Regions from separate parts of the Mus musculus genome. Here region 1 is linked to region 2. Evidence: chromatin contacts called from ENCODE Hi-C or POLR2A ChIA-PET data. All regions are on one chromosome and are shown on one strand. Each heading gives the region's core, a stretch centred on a gene start or an enhancer-like site at or near the end of the contact. The rest is flanking DNA. Distances are from core to core; before and after follow the strand shown. Region 1 holds the start of Pask (PAS domain containing serine/threonine kinase). Region 2 holds the start of Mterf4 (mitochondrial transcription termination factor 4).

What was found. A loop is a pair of places that touch in the nucleus more often than their neighbours do. ChIA-PET counts read pairs that join two places held with the same protein, here RNA polymerase II (POLR2A).
Region 1: a loop to region 2 is called in a map of gastrocnemius, with 4 times the contacts of the local background. The contact joins the promoter of Pask here to the promoter of Mterf4 in region 2. A Hi-C loop is called at or near these places in 4 of 37 maps with a recorded cell type or tissue (gastrocnemius and heart). POLR2A ChIA-PET finds 5 or more read pairs at or near these places in 2 of 5 experiments (Patski and embryonic stem cell).

Annotation. Positions count from the first base shown.
Region 1 is chr1:93,339,332-93,345,203 of GRCm38, forward strand. Pask (PAS domain containing serine/threonine kinase) reads right to left here and starts at 3,457. Exons shown (of 18, transcript NM_080850.2): 1 at 3,195-3,457. Ppp1r7 (protein phosphatase 1, regulatory subunit 7) reads left to right here and starts at 4,297. Exons shown (of 10, transcript NM_023200.3): 1 at 4,297-4,380. The coding sequence starts at 4,329.
Region 2 is chr1:93,304,391-93,309,782 of GRCm38, forward strand. Mterf4 (mitochondrial transcription termination factor 4) reads right to left here and starts at 1,489. Exons shown (of 4, transcript NM_178051.4): 1 at 1,435-1,489; 2 at 218-716. The coding sequence starts at 1,455. Gm28535 (predicted gene 28535) reads left to right here and starts at 1,574. Exons shown (of 3, transcript NR_151531.1): 1 at 1,574-1,717; 2 at 2,153-2,234. Pask (PAS domain containing serine/threonine kinase) reads right to left here. Exons shown (of 18, transcript NM_080850.2): 18 at 5,047-5,392. It also overlaps the pseudogene Gm7867.

The sequences.
Region 1 (5,872 bases), core at 2,207-4,706, 37 kb after region 2:
ACTCCTCTGCAATCCCTGCACTTGAGAGGTGGAGCAAATGGATCAGAAATACAAGACCATCCTCAGTTATACAGCTCAAGGATGGCCAGGGATTCCTTGTGTCAAAAAAGAACAAGATAGTTGTCTACAAGTAGATCCCAGTGAAGTGCCTGATAGATACTCATAGGCCATAGTCAATAGCTCCTGAATACAGCAGGACAGGGCCCCTTACACAGAAAGAACAAAATGCTGATATTATAACATGCCATGAAGCTACACAAAGTAAATAAATGGGCAACAGGACACAGACAATTTCAGAAGCAGACCAAGAAATATAAACCTGACATACATGGGAAATCCATAAGGTCCCCCAGCACTGACTGAATAACATGGCCTTCAATGTCTTGTACATGAAGATAACAGTAACTCACACCCCGCAGCACTCCTGCAGAATTTCAAGAGCCAAGTTAGCCGGGCAGTGGTGGCTCACACCTTTAATCCCAGCACTTGGTAGGAAGAGGCAGGCAGATTTCTGAGTTTGAGGCCAGCCTAGTCTACAGAGTGAGTTCCAGGACAGCCAAGGTTACACAGAGAAACCCTGTCTCGGGGGGAAGAAAGGGGGGGGGATGAGCAGATTCAAAGCAAGACTAAATGCTTATTATCTATGATCTGTAGTTTTAAATAGCTAAATAATTTGGAGGAAATTGCATCCTATGTTCTCCTATATACAAAGATTATTTCTGGGTGAATTTAAAAACAGAAATGAAAAGAAACTGCCAGGGCCAGCAAGATGGTTCAGCAGGTAGATGTGCTTGCCATGGAAGCCTGATAACCTAAGCTTAATCCCCCGGAAACTATGTAAAGATAGAAAGGGAAGCCAACTCCAGAAAGTTTTCTCTGACATCCCTTTGTGCACCTACTTACAACAGTGTACACACAGACATACAGACAGACACACTCACACAAACCGTAGACGCACAGAATAACCACAAAATTCAAATATAAGTAAGTGTATTTTGGTCCTGCAAATAAGAAAAAGCCACAGCTAGGACCACGGTCTGGGCAATCCATGTGCTTTGTAACAACCAGTGCTCACCAGGAATGTCATTCTGTATAGCTCCGAGACATGTGAAGGAGGAGAACTTCCAAAAGGTAAAAGCGACATGAACTTAAATCAGAGGTGAGCTATCCTACAACCCCAAAACAGTCAGGGACTCTAGAAGAGCCACTGTGACCCCAACTCTATAAAACCATTATGTTCTAGTAATCTCAGAAGCAAAGAACGTGAAATACAGGTTCAAAGTTATTAAATACACTCTCTTCAAACCAACTGAAAAGAAAAGCCACCTTCCAGAGAGGCTACACTGCAGGGACCAGTCTACAGAAATCCACACACATAAATACTAAGATGCACAAGGATCATTCCAGGCCAGCACGGTTCAAAACAGTAAAGGCTAGGAAACTAGACAGGTAGAAAGCCAGGGAGGCAAGAAGAAGAGAGAAGGAAGGAAAGAGGGAAAACAGTCCAAAAGAAAAAACAATTTAAATACTCATCAAGAAGAAAGCTCTGATACAATCATCAGTAAGAACAAAGGAATTGTGTACAAGAACCAATCCTAGCAGTATAGAGTAAAAACCTTCAAAATACAAAAGGTTATCTGCAGCAAGATTCCTTTTATATATATATATATATATATATATATATATATATATATATATATTAAATTAATATATATATATATAAAATCTAAATACACTGCTTAAAAAATACAATATACAGGATAAGAGTCCAACAAGACTGAAGACCCATACTTCAGGCAGACAATTCCCTGGAGTCTGGTAGAGCACTAAACTTAAGAGGCAAAATGACACAGTCTCTTACTTCCTAAGTTAGTTAATGGGTTTAAATGTGTTTGTTTTAATATGTGTATGTGTGTGTGTAAGCACATGCATGTGCCTGTGTATGTATGGGCACTGTGTGCATGCAGGAGCCTGAAGAACTCAGAAGAGGCCACCAGATGCCCTGAAACGGAAGTTACAGACACCACCATGTAGGTGCTAGGAACAGAACCCAGGTCTTCTATAAAACTGCAACAGCTTTTAACTGCTGAGCCATCTTACAACCTCATTTTATTTTCATTATAATGCATGACTTTTTCATGCATTTTTATTACATTGTGGGAGTGTGTGTGTGAGAGAGAGAGAGAAAGAGAAAGAGAGAAAGCACAACCATGGATGACAGAAAACAACTTTCAGGAGTCACTTCTCTCTTTCTACCCATGTGGGTCCAAAATTGTCAGACCTTGGCAGCAAGTGCCTTTACCCACTGAGCCATAATGCTGGGCCCAAACTGTAGGGCTTTGTTTCCTTTTGGGGTTTGTTTTGTTTTTTGTTTTGTTTTGTTTTTGAGGCAAGGTCTCCAGAGTCGTTGGAAGTGCTGGGAAGAGAGGAAGACACCATCAGCCTGACAATTGGTATTTTTGTGTGAAGGTGGGTATTAAACCCAGAGCTAGTCACCTATTGGGCAAACCTTCCACCACTGACTGATAAAGTATGACTATTTGCCTTCACTATTCTGCATATTACATACACAGGCACATGCACTCAGTATGTGATCCTAAAAAGCAACAACTCATTATGAAATAAGAGATGAGTAGCGACAGTGTTCAAGGCTATATGTGACACCACCAGACTCAAACAAAATAAAGATGAGTAGGTGTTAGATAGCAGTTTTCAAGTAGAGTGTTTTAATGTGAAAGATGTACAGGCATCTTCTCTAGGTATCTAAATGCACTAATTACTGTTACAGCAAACAATGATACGATCATACCGTGGTTTTTCTACTTTTAAAACCAACCTATTGACAAAGTTAGGACATGTAATTATGGCTTCTAAATACACTGCCAAAGTCACAAAACCTTACTGTTTTTTTAGACCTTGTATGACCTCAGAATATATTGATATGAGATCTTAATTTATATAAAAAATACCATTCTTCAAACTAAATTGTTAATGCTACAAATTTTTATCTTAAAAGTAATTACAGGAACTGGGCGGCTCCCTTTGTTAAAAGTTTTTTTCTATGCAAGCATGAGGACTTGCGTTTAAATCTTTAACCACATAAAAAGCCAGACGTGGCTACACATAACTGTAATCCCGAAATTAGGGGGTGAAGATAAGTGACTCCCCAGAGCTCACTGGCCCGCTAGTCTAACCTTAAAGCAAAGCTTCCAGTTCAATCAGAGGCTTTCGGGCGCTGGCGGCTCTTGAGCGCGGGTCAAACGGCCAGAACCCGCCACCACTCTGGGGCCGGGGCTGGGCGGAGGGAGTGCGGGCGCGCGAGGAAAGGGCCAGAGCCACTCCACGACAATGCGTAACTAACACTCGCCGCCACCCGGAGGTTTTTCGAAGGCTGGTGTCTCACCCCAGGCTGGCGCAAGTCTCAGTCGGATTCACAACGTGAAGATCCGCGCGCTTCTGGCCCACCGACCAATCGCAGAACGACTTAGGCAGCATAACAAGGGACCAAGAACCAACCAGACACCCTGATGGGCGGACCTCAGTGAAAGCAAGCAGCTGAGCGCGCGCAAACAGTTGCTAGGGACGCACCGGACACCCACTACAGAGCCTCGGAGGAGCCAAAAGACCCGATTTCTTCGCGCCTTTCCCCCCCCTCCACGCCCCACTCCAAGTGACTGCAGTTTACTCTTACGGGAGAACCGAGGACGGTGAGCGACGTGCAGCCCTTCTTACGACGGCCACCTTTCCAAGGCGAGGACAGTGAGAAGCGGACGACACAGTGGCTCGCCGTGGGCTGGAGGCCGCAAACGTGAGCCCCAGGACCGGACCGCGGCCCCTCCCGCCTTCTCCAAGCATCCCCTAAAGGTGGCCTGTGGCACCAGTGTATCAGCACGCAGGCGCAGAATAAACTGGTTTCCCTCGCCTACCGGCTCACCGTGAAGTGAGGCTCCCGAAGTCGGGGGTGCAAGTCTAGTCGGCTTCACCTGTGGCCTGTAGAACTCTCCTGTCCGCAGTACCTCTACGCCTCCGAAGTTGGCATAGTGACTTGAGCGAATCCGCAAGCTTGAAGTGTCTCCCATGCTGCCTAAAGACTTTCCGGGATGTCTGCTTTCTTCGTGCTCGCCTAGACTCTACTCATTCATCAAACCCCTAACCCAGGTGGAGCCGGAGCCTGTGGGAACTACAATCCCCATGAAACACTGCGCCCGCGCAAGCATTGTCAGCTCGCGCTTCTATACTTTGTTCCATTGGCTGGCCTATTGGACCTGGAATCCTGATTGGCCCATGGCCTAAGGCGACAGATTCCGGAAAGGGAAAGAGCAGCCAATATGGCGGCAGAGCGCGGCGCGGGGCAGCAACAGTCGCAGGAGATGATGGAGGGTGAGCGGCCCCTGTGGGTGACCGGGGAGCGGCGAGCTTCGGGCTGGGCGGTCACGGCCTCTTGCGGGATCGGAATTCGGCCTCCAGCCTCCGGCCACAGCCACAGAGCTCTGACAGCTGCCAATATGGCTGGACAGCCAGGGAGGCTCGGAGCCCGGGAGTCCCGTCCCGAGGGCGGTAGCGGCCAGAAAGACAAGACCCTGGGGAAAAACGTGGCGCGAGCCCGCCCAGGGAGATTGGCAAGGAAGCCGTGGCTATAGGAACCTAGTCTTAAAGCTCCGAAGTTGACAGGCGAGGGGGCAGGGAACCGTCCTCCGTCAGCTCACTGGGAAACTGAGGCTTCAGGCGTGGGGAATCTACGAAGTCCAGTTTGTTCACGCGGCATGAATGGAAAAGTCTGCTTTGAAGCGAATGGGTTGTGGCAGAGAGATGGATAAAAAGGAGCTCCGGAAATTGAGTTTACAAGGCGTTGTCTTGTTTTCTAGGCATGCAGTCTAGTCTATATTCAACTTTCTTCCTTTTTTTCCTTGTGTTGGATTATGTCATATACATATGTAACATACATATATGTTACACGTGTGCATGCTTTTGTATACAGTTGTGTAGATACATGGTCATTACATGCGTGCATATATGTGTGTTAGTGTATACGAACAGACTTGTACATATGTACATGTACTTAACCCTACCCATTGTAGCATTAGGCAAATCTTAAATGTCTTTGAAAGACTCCACTATTTTGGTGAGGATTATTCACTTTTGGAAGGTCACTCACTTTTCTGGGAGGAGTACTAGGGAAGAAGGTTGCAGAGCAAGGGGCAGAGATGTGGAAGAAAAGACCAGTGAGTTTGAGAGCAGTGGGGCTGCCCTGAGATGGGCCCTGAAAACTCACTAGATGTCATCCAGACTGGGGTCCAGTGGGGAGGACCAGTATCATTCTGGAGAAAGGAAAACCAGTCAGAAGCAAAGGAGTATGGAAAGGTGACCTAAATTAGCAGTCATGCAATGGGGGTTGAGAAGAGCCAACAAGGAACGCTCTTAGAGAGACTTGAAGGAGTCGTGCTAGAGGTCTTTTGTTTCTAACCTTTGAATCTTTCTTAAGGAGGAAATGTTTCTTCCTAGCCCCCTCTTTCCTCCTCCAATACACCTCTCCCCTCCTTCCTCACTAAAGGGCAAATACACAAGCCAAGCTGTTTCTCTCGTCCACCCCCACACATGTCATTACCAGCTGACACTTAGGTTTCTATGGCCTATGTCTTTTTGGAGTTTTTTTTTTTTTTTTTTTTTTTTTTTTTTTTTTTGTGGCGTTTTTGTGTGGCTTGGTTTGGGTTGGGTTGGATTTGTCGTTGTAATGCCTTTCTTTTGTCTTTTAAGACAGGTTCTTGCCATTTCCGTGGCTGGCCTGTGTAGACCAGGCTGAGCATGTTTTGCCACCTTCTCTATCACTGCTAATGCCTTAACTCAAACCTTCCTCGTCTTGATAGATTTCATT
Region 2 (5,392 bases), core at 239-2,738:
CCTCTCCTCAGCAAACTTTCCTACCTCACTTCCTCTGAGTAAGGTGTGTTTAGCCCACAGCACACATGCATCCCAGGGTATTGATGAATGCAGCCTAGCTCATTTGTAGGTGACAATTCCATGCCTTACTATCAAAAGGCTGGACATCCCTGCTAGGGTAAGCTATTTTCTCCCTAACTGACTCCTCTCCCTCTATAAAGTCTGCTGCATCTTATACCTTCTCCAAGGCCAAGCTTCCGAAGGTAACTGGAACGCCTCTTCATCTGCATGCTAGACAGTTTCAGCAACTGGGGATTTTTCTTCAAGGCATTAAATACAGGCTCTGGGTTCAACCCCAAGAGTAGGAGTTCTGAAACTATACCCAGCAACTGTTGAGGATGGACACTTGGCTGTATACTAAACAAGCTGTGAATGTGGGCTTCAGCAAAACCCATGTCCTGGAGGGAACGGATGACCTTTTCAGGCTCCAAGGACTCAGGATCCACACAAGGCTTCTGTTCCTCATGAAGACACTGAACAAGTCGTGTCCTGTTTTCTGGTTCCTGCATGTACTTTTGGGGTGTAATGCTGGAAAACTCTTGAAAGCTTCCTCTACCGGGCACTGTAGTCAGTTTGCAAGACAAAGAAGGGCTCATCTGTTTCTGTTCTCTGAGATGAGGGGTCTGCCTAACCAAACAGGCCCAGGAGAGGGCCAGTAGACGATGCCACTCAGGAACCTGTAAGGCAGAGCAAAAACAGAATCAGTCCCACCTCAGAATAATGACCACCACAAGATTACTGAGCCAGTAACCTTGAACCTCAGCTTGACCCTTGGCCCACAAAAGCTAACAGTTTTTGTAAACAATCTGTAAAATCTTCTCTGGGTCTAAAAAGTCTCCAAAGAATAAAAGTAGCATGCAAACGACCGCACTTACTGAAGATATTGAAGCATAAGCAATATCTACATACTGAAGATACAGGGCACGAGCAATAGTATTTGGTTGAAAATTCTGAACCTCAGACTAGCCACCAGACAGGTACACTACCTAATTTCATTCCAACAAAGGATAGTTTTGTTTTGTTTTTCAAGGATCCCTTCCATTAAAAGAAGAATATTTGGGGGAAGGAATCTGTCGATTTGTACACAGTAGCCCCAGGTGTTGGGACTAGCACATAACAAATTAAGCACAGAGCATCCGGTGCCCGCCAGAATGGTCTCAAACACCCCGCTCTTGCCGCTGGTGGTGGTCCAGGCCTCCCTAGCCATTAGGCAGCACACAGCCGAAACTCCGGAGAAGCCAGAAGCTATTCTGAGGGCCACACTGTCTGTGCACACGCCACCCGGGAGCGCTACTGCCACAAGGTGCCCAGACCGGAACACCAAGAACCAGCGTCAGCGCCTCCTGAACGTCCCGCCAACAGCCGCTGTGAGCCCGGGACCTAGGGCAACCTCACCTGCCTTCCCAGCGAAGCCATGGAGACCAAGCGAAGAACAACTGTGAGACCGGAAGAGGCGGTCCTTCCTGGCTCACAACGTCCGGCCTCCGATCTGTGTCCGCCGAACTCCCGGGGTGTGGCGTTCTTTCGTTCCGCAGCCAAGCCCTTGATCCCAGATGCTCGTGCCCAGCACCTGCAGCTTGCAGGTGCAGCTCCCTTTAGTTGGGCATACTCGGTTGCATGGTCTCTGCCAGGAACAAGCAACACTACCTGGGTTTTAAAACTGCTCTTCAGAGTACAGGTGAAACCAAACTACCCCGAAGCGCACACCGTCGTTTTCTGTTGTGAAACTACTTTTACTGGGGCCGGGGGAGGAGGGGAGAATATGACAAAAAACAATCACCTGTGTTAAAGATAGTACAAGGCCAAATAAGATAACGCTGTGATTGTGGAATTAGGATCCTGCAGACCAAAACCAAATTATCATGGATTATTCTTAGCCTTTTTGAAATCCATTCATCGTCCACCTGTCTAACTTAACAGCTTTGTGACAATGAATACCTTTAAAATATATTCCTAGACCAACAATGGTTTTCACCAATCCAAAAGCCAATAGCATCACTAAATAATATCTAAAACTGAGTTAAGTGTTTTCCTAGTTTTGCCTTATCCTTCCTATCTGTGGTCCCCACCAATGTGTCTGGTAAATGCCTTGATTTATGGCTTTATTCTCTAGCTAGTAATATCTCACCTAACTTCATCCATGGTGGAGAATCTTTTGGAAAAACCAAATTTGTGTTCCTGGGCTCATCTTTGAGGTAAGTAGGTTTGTTTGTTTGTTTGTTTGTTTGTTTTTTAACTTTATCTGCATTTATTTTATGCTGAATTTATTCACGTGCCATGAGTTTTTGTTTCTTGTTTCTTCTGGGATATCCTTTTCTTCTGTGCAACCTCCTCTTCTGGCTTTAGAATGATCTGTTCCCTCTCAGTGAGGATCATCTCAATGTGGCAGGGGGAGCTCATGTATGGGTTAATCCGGCCATGAGCTCTGTAGGTTCGTCGGCGCATCTTAGGTGCCTTGTTCACCTGGATGTGTTCAATGACAAGAGAATCTAAATCTAAGCCCTTAAGTTCAGCGTTACTCTCTGCATTTTTAAGCATGTGCAGCAAAAATTCAGCACTCTTTTTTGACCACCGACCAGCCGCATTGTTTGGCCTGGGCGCACCTACTGACTCCACCATTATAACACCGGAATGGCACACATTGCTTCTTTAAAGTGATGTCCTTCAGATACTTGGTGGCTTTGCAGATATGCATACCCTTGATGGCCTGGGCAGATTCCCGGGTGTTCTTAAAGTGAACACGAAGGTTTGAACCTCTTGATTTGCATGATTTTGGGGGGTTTTTCTGGGTCAAGAGAGTAGCGAAACATCTTGGCAGATGACCTCTGGCTGCTTACAGGAAGAGAGGAGGTAAGTAGTTTGTGATGGACACTGTAATACAGCAATAAGTTCTCAGGACAGCCCAAACTCTCCCTGAAATGGTTATGTACAGATCTAGACCCAGATAAAAGTATTTGGTAAGTTCTGTTGTTTACAGACTTGTGTTTAGTCAGCAAGATGGCTCAGGAATTCAGACACTGACCACACCAGCTTGGTGACCTGAGTTTGATTCTAGGGACCCATGCAAAAGTGAAGACACAAACCCACTCCACCGAGCTGTCCTTTGAGACAGACAGACAGACAGACAGACAGACACACACACACACACACACACGAAGGTGTCTGCTATTTTTAAAAAACAGAATATGGCCCAAGTAATGAAATTACAGGGAAAATGACAATAGCCCTCCCAGCCCAGAGGTCTGGCTTCACTTATGGATGGAGCACCAGAAGCTTCCAAACCAACCTCTATGCACTGAATTTGCATCTTAGACATGAAGGTGTCTTAGTCAGGGTTTCTATTCCTGCACAAACATCATGACCAAGAGACAAGTTGGGGAGGAAAGGGTTTAGTCAGCTTACACTTCCACATTGCTGTTCATCACCAAAGGAAGTCAGGACTGGAACTCAAGCAGGTCAGGAAGCAGGAGCTGATGCAGAGGCCATGGAGGGATGTCACTTACTGGCTTGCTTCCCCTGGCTTATTCAGCTTGCTTTCTTAGAGAACCAAGGACTACCAGCCCAGGGATGGTATCACCTACAAGGGGCCCTCCCCCATTGATCACTAATTGAGAAAATGCCTTGCAGCTGGATCTCATGGAGGCATTTCCTCAACTGAGGTTCCTTTCTCTGTAATAACTCCAGCCTGTGTCAAGTTGACACACAAAACCAGCTAGTACAGAAGGGGAGGGAAGAAAACAAAGAAGCTGTGTTCTAACAGCTGCCTAGATTCCACCACTTCTAAGCCATACCTATTTCTTGCCGGCCTATTGGCTGCTCCAGAGAAAAAGGATCTGGCTATTGCATCAATAAACACATAACTGCTTTGTGCTAGGCAATGATCTAGTGCTGAAGTGCTTAAACATCTTTTGACAGAAAGATTCTATCTATAGAGGACAAGAAAGTTGTAATCTGTATAAAACTAAAGAATTACTTTTGTCTTAATTTTCTTCCTAAATAAATATTATTTAAGCCTTTACACCTAAAGCCTAAGGAAACTCTGCCACTCCAACTTTTTGAGAACAATCTAGGAACCTGAACAAGTCAGCCAGCTCTGAAGCAGTGGTAGCTAAGACACAGGGTACTGTGAAAATCTGGCGGCATCTTCAGTCCTCACCAAATTTCATTCTTAAATCAGACTTGAAATTCCACGGGAAAAATTATAGCTGCTGCCTCACAACTTTAGTCTCAAGGCTTTATCTTTGGTTTTGTTCTTCTGCAAAGAACACTCATAAGGCATCGGACTGTAAAACCAAAAGCTTTAATGATTTTCTTTTCTTTTCTTTTCTTTTTTTCTTTTTGGTTTTTTGAGACAGGGTTTCTCTGTATAGCCCTGGCTGTCCTAATGATTTTTTTTTCTAATATAGAAATGGTTCTTGGAAAGCTGGATTTTGTATCTTCAACCGGCTATACTCCTGTCTGGGGGAAAGAACAATTCTGCAATATCTTGTGTTTTATGTGTAATAAAGACTATAAGGGAAAATGTTTGTTTCATTCTTGGAAACAAAGTCATCTGAAATCAAAAGCTAAAATGTCACTAACTTCTGAATGTCACTAACTTCTGGGAACTGGGTCCTAGAAACCGTCACAGACACTGGTAGGGTTGAAGCTCTTCAACTAGACATAAAGGTATAGTTAGAGCCCGTCACATTAGACAAAGTAGAGCTGAGCCAGTCACAGGATGTCTGAAAGTACTAGCAGGGCATTATGGATTAACAGATGACTAACAAGCCTGAACCCCCAGACCAAACTAGGACAGATTTCTTTTTAGCTATAGTAAATAGGGTACAGAAATGGAAAACAAAAGTCAGGCAGTGGTGACACACGCCTTTGATCCCAGCATTTGGGAGGCAGAGGCAGGCAGATTTCTGAGTTCGAGGCCAGCCTGGTCTACAAAGTGAGTTCCAGGACGGCCAAGGCTACACAGAGAAACCCTGTCTCGAAAAAACAAACAAACAAACAACAACAACAAAAAGAAATAGAAAACCAAGTTTATCTCATATAGTCCTGGCCAGTTTAACTGTTAACTAAGTAGCTTTAATTTGGAAAATTTTTAAGAAAATAAATAAATATTCTGGCCATTTTTGTCTGGCCACTTCTATAGACTCCATACATCTGTCACATGTCACATGTACCAAGTCAGTGGGAAAGAAACCTACACACAAAACCAGGAAGAACTGGGCATGGTGACACACACCATCAGTCCTAATGCTTGGGAGGCAAGCGCAGGCAGATCTGTCAGTTTAAGGTCTACCTGGTCTACATAGTTGAGTTCCAGGCCAGCCAAAGTTACATGGTGAGATCCTGTCTCAAA